Regions from separate parts of the Homo sapiens genome. Here region 2 is linked to region 1. The links are chromatin loops, found by intact Hi-C in ENCODE. Cell type or tissue: heart left ventricle. All regions are shown on one strand. Links, peaks and the distances in the headings refer to the core of each region. The heading gives the core; the rest is flanking DNA.

Region 1 (5,118 bases), core at 1,079-3,578:
ATAAAAAATGCTTTGAGCCATGTCTACGTGTTATCTATACCTACCAACATAGAGATGGATAGCTCCCATTCTCCTTACTACTAACCAGATTGGGGACCTAGGAGGACAGCTTGAAAAAGGCTCTGAAGTCAATTCTGTACTATACATGCTTCATAAAAGATGAATATAAATGCATTAGTTAGACACGGTGAGCTAAATTAGAAGGTCAGGCAGGGCTGGGAGGGCTGAAAAATCACACAACCAATGAGTGTAATTACTCTTTTTTAAGTCTATTAAGTGGTGGTGTTCTATCAAGGCTCAGGGGTATAGGACATGAAGAACAAGATAAAGTAATGTGTATTTATTACTCCCACTGGATCAATTTACCAGATATTTTCAGCTCCATAAAGCAAAATACACAAATGCAGCCTTTGTTACTTTTCCCAAACTGCTTTATTTTCTCTAAAAGAGGGGCTGGCTCTTGGAGAAAAGACATTGGCCCTGAGAAGGTCCCCAGGCCAAGCCTTCTCAGTAGGGAAATGAGAGAAAGCTGGTGAGAATCTACATAAGGATGGGGGCCAGGTGTCAGGTGTCTGCAGAGGAGACACCTCAAGGCAGGAGAAGTGGGAACTCAACATAGTGACGGCAGTGAGGCTACCGACCCTGAGGGCCTGAGTTTGAATGAATGGTAGTTTTCCCGCGTGCTAGCTGTGATGTCGTAGCAAGTCACTCAGATCTCTGGGGACTCTAACTTCTCATCTGTAAAATGGGGAACACCCACAGTGCAGGGATTAGTGGCCCCCATTTACTGGAGTCTTGCTAGATGCCAGGGATGCCTCTTGGCATAAATTATCTCATTAACACCTGACAACAATGCCGTGAGGCAGCTGCTTTACAGAGGAGAAACCTGAAGCATGGGAGGTTGAGTCATGTGTACCAAGTAGGGGATCATGTTTCCAAAACGCACATCCTTCTGACTTGAGAGCCCACTCTCTTGGCCTCTATGATCTTCGAAAACCTTAATAATGCAGTGCTGGGCTCACAGTAGGCATGAAGTAAACATTCCTTGCTTCCTAGGATTCACAGCTGACACGCCTGACGCCAGCTAAGCTCAGGGCTCACTCTCACTCACTGCCTTAGGGCTAAGGCTCACTGACCACTCACGAAGGCAACTAACAAACTGCAAGGGGGCGGAGACATTTCTGACCTTGAACACAGAGAGCGCTCCTTGCCCAATGTGTCTGGATTGCATCACTGCGGCCATCAGCATCTCAGAATTTCTGATCGACCATGTTCCCCATCCCCTCCACCTCTAAATTATAAGAAAAGTCAACCTTGACCTCAAAGTTGGTCACATGTTCCTCCCCTTCCTGCCAGGATCCAGAGAGAAAGGCGAAACTGTATGAAACAGAACAGAATGCTGTGATTTAAAAACCTTAGCCTGCCCTTTTCTCCCTGTGTATATGAAAAAGGAAACCAAAAAACATCTGGGGTTAGCATAATCACAGTATTTTAAATTTGTGTGTACAGCAACTATCACTGATGGTGACTTTCAGGGACAAAATAATTTACAGAGCAGGATTCCGCTTGCTCCCGTTTTCCTATTTGGTAAATGGTAAAGATGTCTGCTGCCCAGCCTCTCTCGCAGGAGGGACTCCAATAAAACAAAGCACGTCCAAGTTTTTTTGAAAAAGCACATGCCTGTATACAAAGGCATATTATTATGGAAAGCTGTCTGCTTGGTCTTTGGAGCAGTTTCATTTGACAGAATGTGTGGGTGGTTGTATGAATCTAGCTTTGTCTATTCACAAACACATGGGTTTAATAAAGAGGAGTTTGTTTTTTAAGGTGTGTGGTCCATAGCTCACTGAAACACTCCTGTTTGACAAACACTGACCATGATCCTAAGAAAGGCGCAGCCCATTTTTATCTCCCTAACAATGGACAGCAGGAGTATAAATCTCCCAAGTCCACAGGAATACCTTGTGCTGGCTCCATCCGCCACTTCCTGACCCTGCCCTTGAACTCTCGCTCCACTTTAACATTCAAAGCCAAGAGGACAGCCACTCGGCTCTGAGTCACACTGAGAGCTTCCTGGGGTGGGCTCCGGCCAGCCCTTGCACGATCAAGTGGCTAGATGCAAGCCGTGGAGTGTTTCCTTAACACACAAATCCATTGTGTCCTTGATTACTCTTTCCAAACCCAGGAAAAAAGGGTTGGGAATTTTACCATCAGGGACAAAGTGACACGTGCCTATGCTATTTGTTCAACATTTCTGAACATAACATGCAACCATAAAAGTGTTTTCAAAAGTAAGTACACAAAACTCAACCCTAGATTCCCATTTCTCTCCTTTCCTTTCTTATAAGAAAAAGAACTGTCTGGTTTCCGTAGACCTCAACCATTAAACCAGATTTGTCTTCTATTTTTCTTTGAGACAGGGTCTTCTGGCTCTGTCACCCAGGCTGGAGTGCAATGGTAGGTATGTCTCACTGCAGCCTTGACCACCTAGGCTTAAGCAGCCCTTCCACCTCAGCCTCCCAAGTAGCTTGGACTACGTGCACACACCACCATGCCTAGCTAACGTTTTTTTTAGTTTGTAGAGATAGGGTTTTGTGATGGTACCCAGGCTAGTATCCAATTCCTGGCCTTAAGCAATTCTCCCACCTCTGCTTCCCAAATTGCTGGGATTACCAGCATGAGCCACTGCTCGATAAGTATTTTTAAAGTGGCAACTATGGGCCAGATGCTATGCCAAGGGCACCCATGAGATGACCTCTTTATCCTTACATGATCCCCTATGAGTTAGCATGATTAATTATCCCCATTTTATCAATGAAGAAACTGAGGCACAGAGGAGAAATCACATGTTCAACTGCTCACCAGGATTAGGATTTCCTGCTCTGCAGAGATTGGGTGGAAGAGCTCTCAGAAGCAAGGGTCCCATTCTCACTCAACTGGCAAATCATCATAGCTACCTTTTGTTGGCTGCTAAATAAGTCATTGTAATAAAACTCGAAAAGGTACAACATAGCACCATCCACATTTAGTGGATGAGGACATTGAGGCACAGAGAGGTAAACAATTTTGACCTAGGTTGCATAGCTAGCAAGTGGCCAATGTCTGAATTCCACTTTGTCCAACCTGACTCTCCTCAATACCTCCAGTGGACTCTAGAGATCAAATGGTAAAGCAAGTGCTAAATATAAAGTGAATACAGTGCCCAAATGTTCCTCACTGGGAACAATGGGAAGAATCTGGCATTGTACCCCTGCCTTTGTTCTAGCACGAAGACAGCTAAGGCACCTACCATTAGTCAGACCCACATCATTTATATCATCGTGCTATAAAATTACCAGTTGTCCCATAGGAAATGCACGGGACCATGTTCTTGCTAGACAGAGGAACCTAATGGTAAATCTCTCCACAGACCATCTATACCATGGGTGGAGACTGCTGTTTATTATTATAGTTAGATTATTTAATCTACTAAATAATATTAAATAACCTGTAGATGATTTAATTGCTTACCAAGAATAAATTGGGGTGGAAAAGGAAAGGGAAGGACAGCACTTCAGTGGAAGTGAGGTTGTTCTTGGAAATTGAAGCTTGAAACTGAAGGCATCATCTCTGAAAACTGAAGGTGTTTTTCCCTCAAAGTCAAGATGCAGGACACAGGCCCTTGCTCATCACAGTCCTTCCTCTCCGGAGCAGTTAGCGCTCCTCCTCTCCATGCGCCTCACCTCTGTGTAGTGGCCTGAGGGGTGGATTTCTCCCAGACAGGGCCAGTTCTGACAGGTGGCCCTGCCTACAAGGGCAGCCAGCACACGGGTAGGATTTGATGACGAACTGATACTCCAAGGAGGTTCACCAAGCTAAGAAGGATGGCAACTTCATTTTTGCAAGTGTTTTACACGGATACATAAACCTAGAAATGGCATATCTCTAGACTTACTGTGGCAAGAAAGAGTCCTTGAAACTACTAATTCAATTTAATGTTAATAGTTTTCACTTGTGTAATAAATGAAGCTTTTTGCCGTCAGTAAACAGTGAATGCAAGCTCAACGAATTCTGTACTTTGAACTTCCTTCGCATTTAACTGCCCTCTCCTCTGAGTCCTCACAGAACGTTGGTTGCACTTTTCTTTAATGTGCTATTATTTTTATGATTAGTTGTGTTTGGGATTCTCTCCCACATAAAGCCCAAGTTCCTCAGGTACAGGGATGGGGATATCCCAAACATTCACAACAGGTATGCAATAGTCAATAAAGGTCAGTTTCCTTCTTTCTGCACTGGCAATTAATGATGTATTGGTGACATATATGACTCTGTCTTGAATTTTTGTTTAATTTCTCTCATATTTGTGCCTATTTTCCCAACCAGGTAGAATGCCTTAGGAGAAGAGAGGTTGTCTTTGCCCAATCTCAAGATCTACCAAAACATTTTGAGCTCTAACTATTCTCCTCTTGCCAGGACTAAGTACGGATCCTCGTAGACAGAAATTTGGTGCTGCTTTTTCTTTTGAGAATTGGTAAGATGTAGCGATTAAGTAGCCCAGACTCTAGGGCCATGCTGCATAGGTTCAAATCTTGGTTTAGCGATTTACATGCTATGTGACCTTGAGCAAATTATTATTTAATCTCTCCTTGCTTATTTTCTCTTCTAAAATAGGAATGGTAATAATACCAACATCAGAGCATTGTTGAGAGGATAAAATGGCATAACAGATATAAAAGTAAGCACAGTGTTGCCTGGCACATAAGTGCTTGCTACTTTTATTATTGCTTACCTTACAGCACCAAACACACAAAACACAAAAATATGAGTTGTTTACCTGTGAACTAATTTTTATCAGCAGCAGAGTTTTCTGCAAATCGCTCAAGTCCAAATTTTCAGGAATTACAAAAAGGCAGTATCCTCACCTTTGGCAAACGCTCAGGGTCACCAGGGTGCCGAGGAATGACCTTCTGTAACCTCTGGAAACCATAATCGATGGTGGGTTCGTTGAGCGCTGCAATAAAGAAGTCACACAATTAGTACATTTTCAAGAAATAAAGCTGAACATGGCTTGCAACACTAATGGTGTGGAAATAACCAGGAAGTCCAAAGTTTAACTGATACTTTTGAATTGGATCACAA
Region 2 (5,118 bases), core at 954-3,453, 150 kb after region 1:
TTTTTTTTTTTTTTCCTGAGACAGAGTCTTGCTCTGTCACCCAGGCTGGAGTGCAGTGGAATGATCTCAGCTCACTGCAACCTCCGCCTCCCGGGTTCAAGTGAGTCTCTTTCCTCAGCCTCCTGAGTAGCTGGGATTACAGGGATGTGCCACGGTGCTCAGCTAATTTTTTTATTTTTAGTAGAGATGGAGTTTCACCATGTTGGCCAGGGTGGTTTCAAACTCCCGACCTCAAGTGTTCCGCCTGCCTTAGCCTCCCAAAGTGCTTGCTGGGAGTACAGCTGTGAGCCACTATGCCTGGCCTAGCCAGCCTAAATTTGTTTACACAGTCCTAAAGCCCAATAAACAGAAAAAAAGAATAGATTCTCTTCATTCCAAATTTGCAACCAAAACTCCCAGGATTTTTTTTCTCCTTTGGTCTAGTCTACATCCCTATTATTCACTCTGCTGATTCCTGCCATCCACTCTGCCTTATTATCATCCTCTATGCCCCATCTGTTTTCTGAATGTTTTGTTTGTAAACGTCTGGCATAGGATGGTTGGTTCAGTACAGTATGTAACTGGGCACATATATGTGATCAATGATCACAATGGTGAACATAGAAACTGGAGGCATCTTATATGTCTTCAATGTGGCAACATATGATTCTACCATACACAGTGTTTGCAAGCACATACGCTCAAGGAAGAGAGTACATGCGTCAAGATGGGTTTGGCAAAGAGGCTGTCCTGAGAAAGAGGAAAGTTCAAGTGGAAACACTCTTGGGTGTTTCTACCTGAAAGATAATGAATGTGAGAAAAGAAAGGCACAGAGCAAATATTACAGAACCTCACAGGAAGAAGTTATATAGAAAAGAGCATTGTGTGGAAGGCAATGCTGAGAAGAATAAAATCATGTTGAAAAGTTGTAGGCATTGATAGACATTTGGGATGGTTCCAAGTCTTTGCTATTGTGAATAGTGCCGCAATAAACATATGTGTGCATGTCAGCACACCAACATGGCACATGTATACATATGTAAGAAATCTGCACATTGTGCACATGTACCCTAGAACTTAAAGTATAATAATAATAATAAAAAGAAAAGTTGTAGGCAATTTGAGTTTATTAGAGGAGAAAAGAAACGGACAGGAGGGCACCCCAGCCCTGGAGTAGCCCCGATTTTGAATCTGTGTAGTGAATATTAATCGCTCCTATGGTTGAAATACTTGAGAGCAGAGATTGGGCCACACGCCTTTCTGTGTCTGTCTCTCTCTCTCCCGAACCAGGCTTTCTGGAACATCAGGGCAGGAAGGGTGTTTAGAGATCGCCTGGTACAATCACCTCATTTTACACACACAGAGATGGAAGTGCAGATGGGTTAAAGGACTAGCCCCAAATCACACAACTAATTAATGGCAAGAAGCCCAGCCAGCACAAGAAAACAGGCTATTGACTTTTTGCCTTGTGCACTTCGCAAATCGCCCCACGGCCTCTTTTGGGAGGCTCTTGATAAACACTCACAAAGCGCTGTCAAACTCTGGGTGCTCTGAGAAAGGGAGGATGAGAAGATCCCACAAGTTTCCCACACTCAGCCCCCCGTCTCATGCAGATACTCCATCATGCTTCCTCCACCATCCGTGACTTGCTCACAAGGGTTATAAACTTGATAACCTGAGAAACCGCAGCTTTAGAAAAATGGATAAAGATACCATGAGAGAGCTCAACATTAATGACTTTTAAATAAGGGTCAGTTGGAAATGCGGAAGAAAGAAAATTTCGAAAAATTTATTCTCAATCTGGCCATAAAGATTATTAGGTAAGATGCACACTGTCTTATATACACGCTGGTACATTCCCACACTCCTCTGCCCAGCACGGCACTAAACATATGTACATATTTGTTCGATAGAATCCTTCAAAGTCCTCTCCCTTAGAGTCATTTGCAGATATTTCTCAAACATGATGCAGATCAAAATGCAATATACAAAGTCAGGTAATGTCCCCAGCATCAAATTAAAATAGCTAACCGGCCAACAGATGGCAGCTGAAGCAAATCGCTTGCCGATTTAAATAAGAACGGTGTTCGGTTCAGTTGTGCACATTTTTCTAGACAGAAGTTGACTGCTAAATGAAATCAACTTCAGAGCCCAGTTGTTTGTAGTGTGAAGGGGAAATTACAAAAAACAAAAATGCCTTCTTTGTTCCTGGAACCCGGGGTGATTCACAAGCACGGACATCCCCTGGTCTTCTGATTTTAAATCACTAAGGTGGAAATGTCATTCACCCAGGAGGTTATTGATTAAAATAAAGAGCAGGAATGTTTTCTGCATGAACCTCACTTCTGCTGGCAATGTTACATCACTTACAGACTGCAAAGAAGAAGAAGAGGGGAAAAAAAAACACAGTAAAGAGAGGAAGGTTCAGAACAGTCACAGACTGGGAATAAATAACACAAAGAAACTCTGGGGCCTGAGGACAGAAGCAGAGGTTGGCATTATTTTACATTAGAAACACTTCGTATTCAAAACGGTAATTGATAGCAGAGAAGTGTTGGGGGAAAGAGCCACTCGCGTTCAGGCAGGCTGCCCTGCCAATCAAACTCAACCTTTCTTTGAATGAATAAAAGCTTCATTGCCCTATTATGCTGATACAGTCAGACAGGACTAAAGTAGCCTGTTTGTCAAGTTTATGTGAACTGCCCCAAGCTACTTAGATTCTGACGCTTAAATAATCCCCTCAAAATCACCCGTGATTCTGGATACAGTTCTCTTTTTTAGCAACGCAGTGTAAATTTTACCCTGGACTTGCCTGCCCCTGGCTACAGATGGGCAAGAGGGGGCCATACCTCCTCCTCTGTGTTAGTACAAGGAGGGCATTTGGCTGTCTTTTGTTTACGATCTGCTGCGGTGCTGAAGTGCTCTGCACACAGGTCTGTATGTGCTGCGGGCTGTCTGAAGCCTGCAGACATTCACCAGATTCTATATTCCCAGCTCTATGGGAAGTCAGCATAGAGAAGTCTCCACATCACCTCTCTTGTCATCAGGGATATGGGCTAAATAGCACCAAACCTTGCTTGCAACCAAGTGATCAATGAAAACTGAAGAGCCTGGGGGATGTTTGCTTCCTTGGTCCCAATCCTTGTCTGCTTCCAGCAGCAAATCAGTGATTTGGGCTCAGGGAGGACTGGAAGGTTACACTGCACCCCAACCAGCAATGCAGGGATTCTCAGGAGTGACTTCAGGCCCTGGGGGCAGGAGGGGCTCAGAAGAGCTAAAAATGAATCTGTCCCCCACCTCCCTTCACAGGGCTATGTGTCTTTGACTTCCCTAGTTGCTTCTGCTTAAAAATACATGTGACGAAACTGCTTTGTATTTGCAAAGAAGGAGTTGTGGGTAACAATGAACATGCAATTGGGCTGGAAATAGATTTATCAGGCTTCAAGGATTATTGTTTGCTGAGAGATGGTACACACATTACTATTTCACAGTTCAGCTATGACATTATTAACCTACTGTGCAAGGATTTTATTGCCAGATTGGTCCATTTATCAAAAATAAGAGAAACTCAAAACCCCATAAGGAAGTTAACATTTCAAGCAGGCTTGGCTTTCACTTAACACCATTAATCTATCTATTTACACAAGAGCAAGAAATGTTCATTTAGTAACGTCTCTCCATTTGGTATAAAAGCAGCAAGTCGGTACTGGATGCAAGCATGCGAATGTCATGCTCATTGTCACAGGAAAAATGAGTGTTTTCTCCTTAAAATGAGTTGGCATCCCCAGAGCCTGCCACGTATTCTGGGCTGCAATATGCTAGATGCCAGGTACTCAACCAGCAAAGGGATAATCCAAGTCCTGGAACATTTACAGACCCAAGCTAGAAAGATAGGTGTTGGAGAAAGGTATACAGAAATTAGGAGACTTTCCTAATTATTTTGTGACAATACAAGATAAAAATATGCAAAGTTTCTCGAAGGAAAAATAACTGTGTCCAACCTTATCACAACAATGAGTCCTTAAAATAAAAAAGGATAGGAAAGTAATGGTCAACAACTCAGTAATTCCAAGATGCAAGTGATTTGGGACTGGAAAGATGGTAGTCTTTTAACATATCTTCTCCAATAGGAGGTTTCGATAGCACAGGGATATTCATGGAGCAATACATGTTGCTGTGTTACACACCATCGAGCACCTCGCACTGCAGGTGCACCCCAAGACGGTGCAGAGCCCCGCTGTTCATGTGTGAATCTGCATGACTGTGTTAGGAATTTATTTATCTGTGGGTAAAGACACAGGCCTTGAAAGAAAGAAAAAGGGGGTGAATCATTCCATTTCTATTTGTTAACCTCTCTTGTGTTTCTTCCTTCATTCCTCTTGTTTTACTATTTCTTTATGGAAGAGGAGACAATCCCCAAGCCCATAAAATGCCTGCAGCCATTTTGATCCTATCAGTCTTTTTTCTTCAAAATATGTATGTAATGTTAAAAAAAAAAGTGAAGGGAAGCTGTCACCAGAGAGAGGTACATTCATTTTTGAAATGTGTGTATCTGTGTCTGTGTGTATATACATGTATGCATAGATACAAATGTTTGTGTATATACACACATAATACACATAAAACATGAATGTCCCTTTTTCTGGCGACAGCTTTTCTTCACTTTACAGGAACATATATATACATACATACATGTGTATATATATACACACACATACATGCATGTATATATATATATACACATACATACATGTATATATATACATACATACATGTGTGTATATATATACATACATACGTATATATATATATACACATACACATATCAGTATAAAGAAACGCATACCCAGGTGATGCAGAGAGTTAATAACACATTCAGCATGCCCCACCGTGCACTCCCTACTAAAAGGCACTGTGCTCGCTTGAGTGCTAAGTGCTCCAGAGATGGTAGCCTTGAATCAGCACCAGGAACTATGCTGAGGATATTACAAACATTACCATCTCCAAGTCTCACAATCCTATGAGAGTAGTTAGCCCCGTTTTACAAGTAGGGAAGTTAAGGCTTTGGCAGGTTACGCAGCTTACTCAATTCACAGCTGATAAGCCACTGAGCCTGGGTTCCACCAGATGCCAAAGCCT

What was found. A loop is a pair of places that touch in the nucleus more often than their neighbours do. Peaks named below come from ENCODE experiments on the same cell type or tissue, not always from the same donor. Only the 100,000 strongest peaks of a DNase experiment are listed, where the experiment ranks them.
Region 2: it touches region 1 in a loop (1.9-fold over the local background); 3 of 110 quality-filtered maps call a loop at or near these places.

The regions. Positions count from the first base shown.
Region 1 is chr5:158,726,168-158,731,285 of GRCh38, forward strand. EBF1 (EBF transcription factor 1) reads right to left here. Exons shown (of 16, transcript NM_024007.5): 11 at 4,902-4,990. Among named protein-coding and RNA genes, the nearest start is that of LINC02227, 320 kb to the left of the region's middle. In heart left ventricle, for the core only: no CTCF peak of the experiment used is centred there; a DNase peak (open chromatin) is centred at 2,064; H3K27ac peaks cover 1,264 bases.
Region 2 is chr5:158,878,645-158,883,762 of GRCh38, forward strand. All of the region lies in intron 6 of EBF1 (EBF transcription factor 1), which reads right to left. Among named protein-coding and RNA genes, the nearest start is that of EBF1, 220 kb to the right of the region's middle. RefSeq lists an enhancer at 2,778-2,957. In heart left ventricle, for the core only: a CTCF peak has its summit at 2,009 (motif pointing right); no DNase peak of the experiment used is centred there.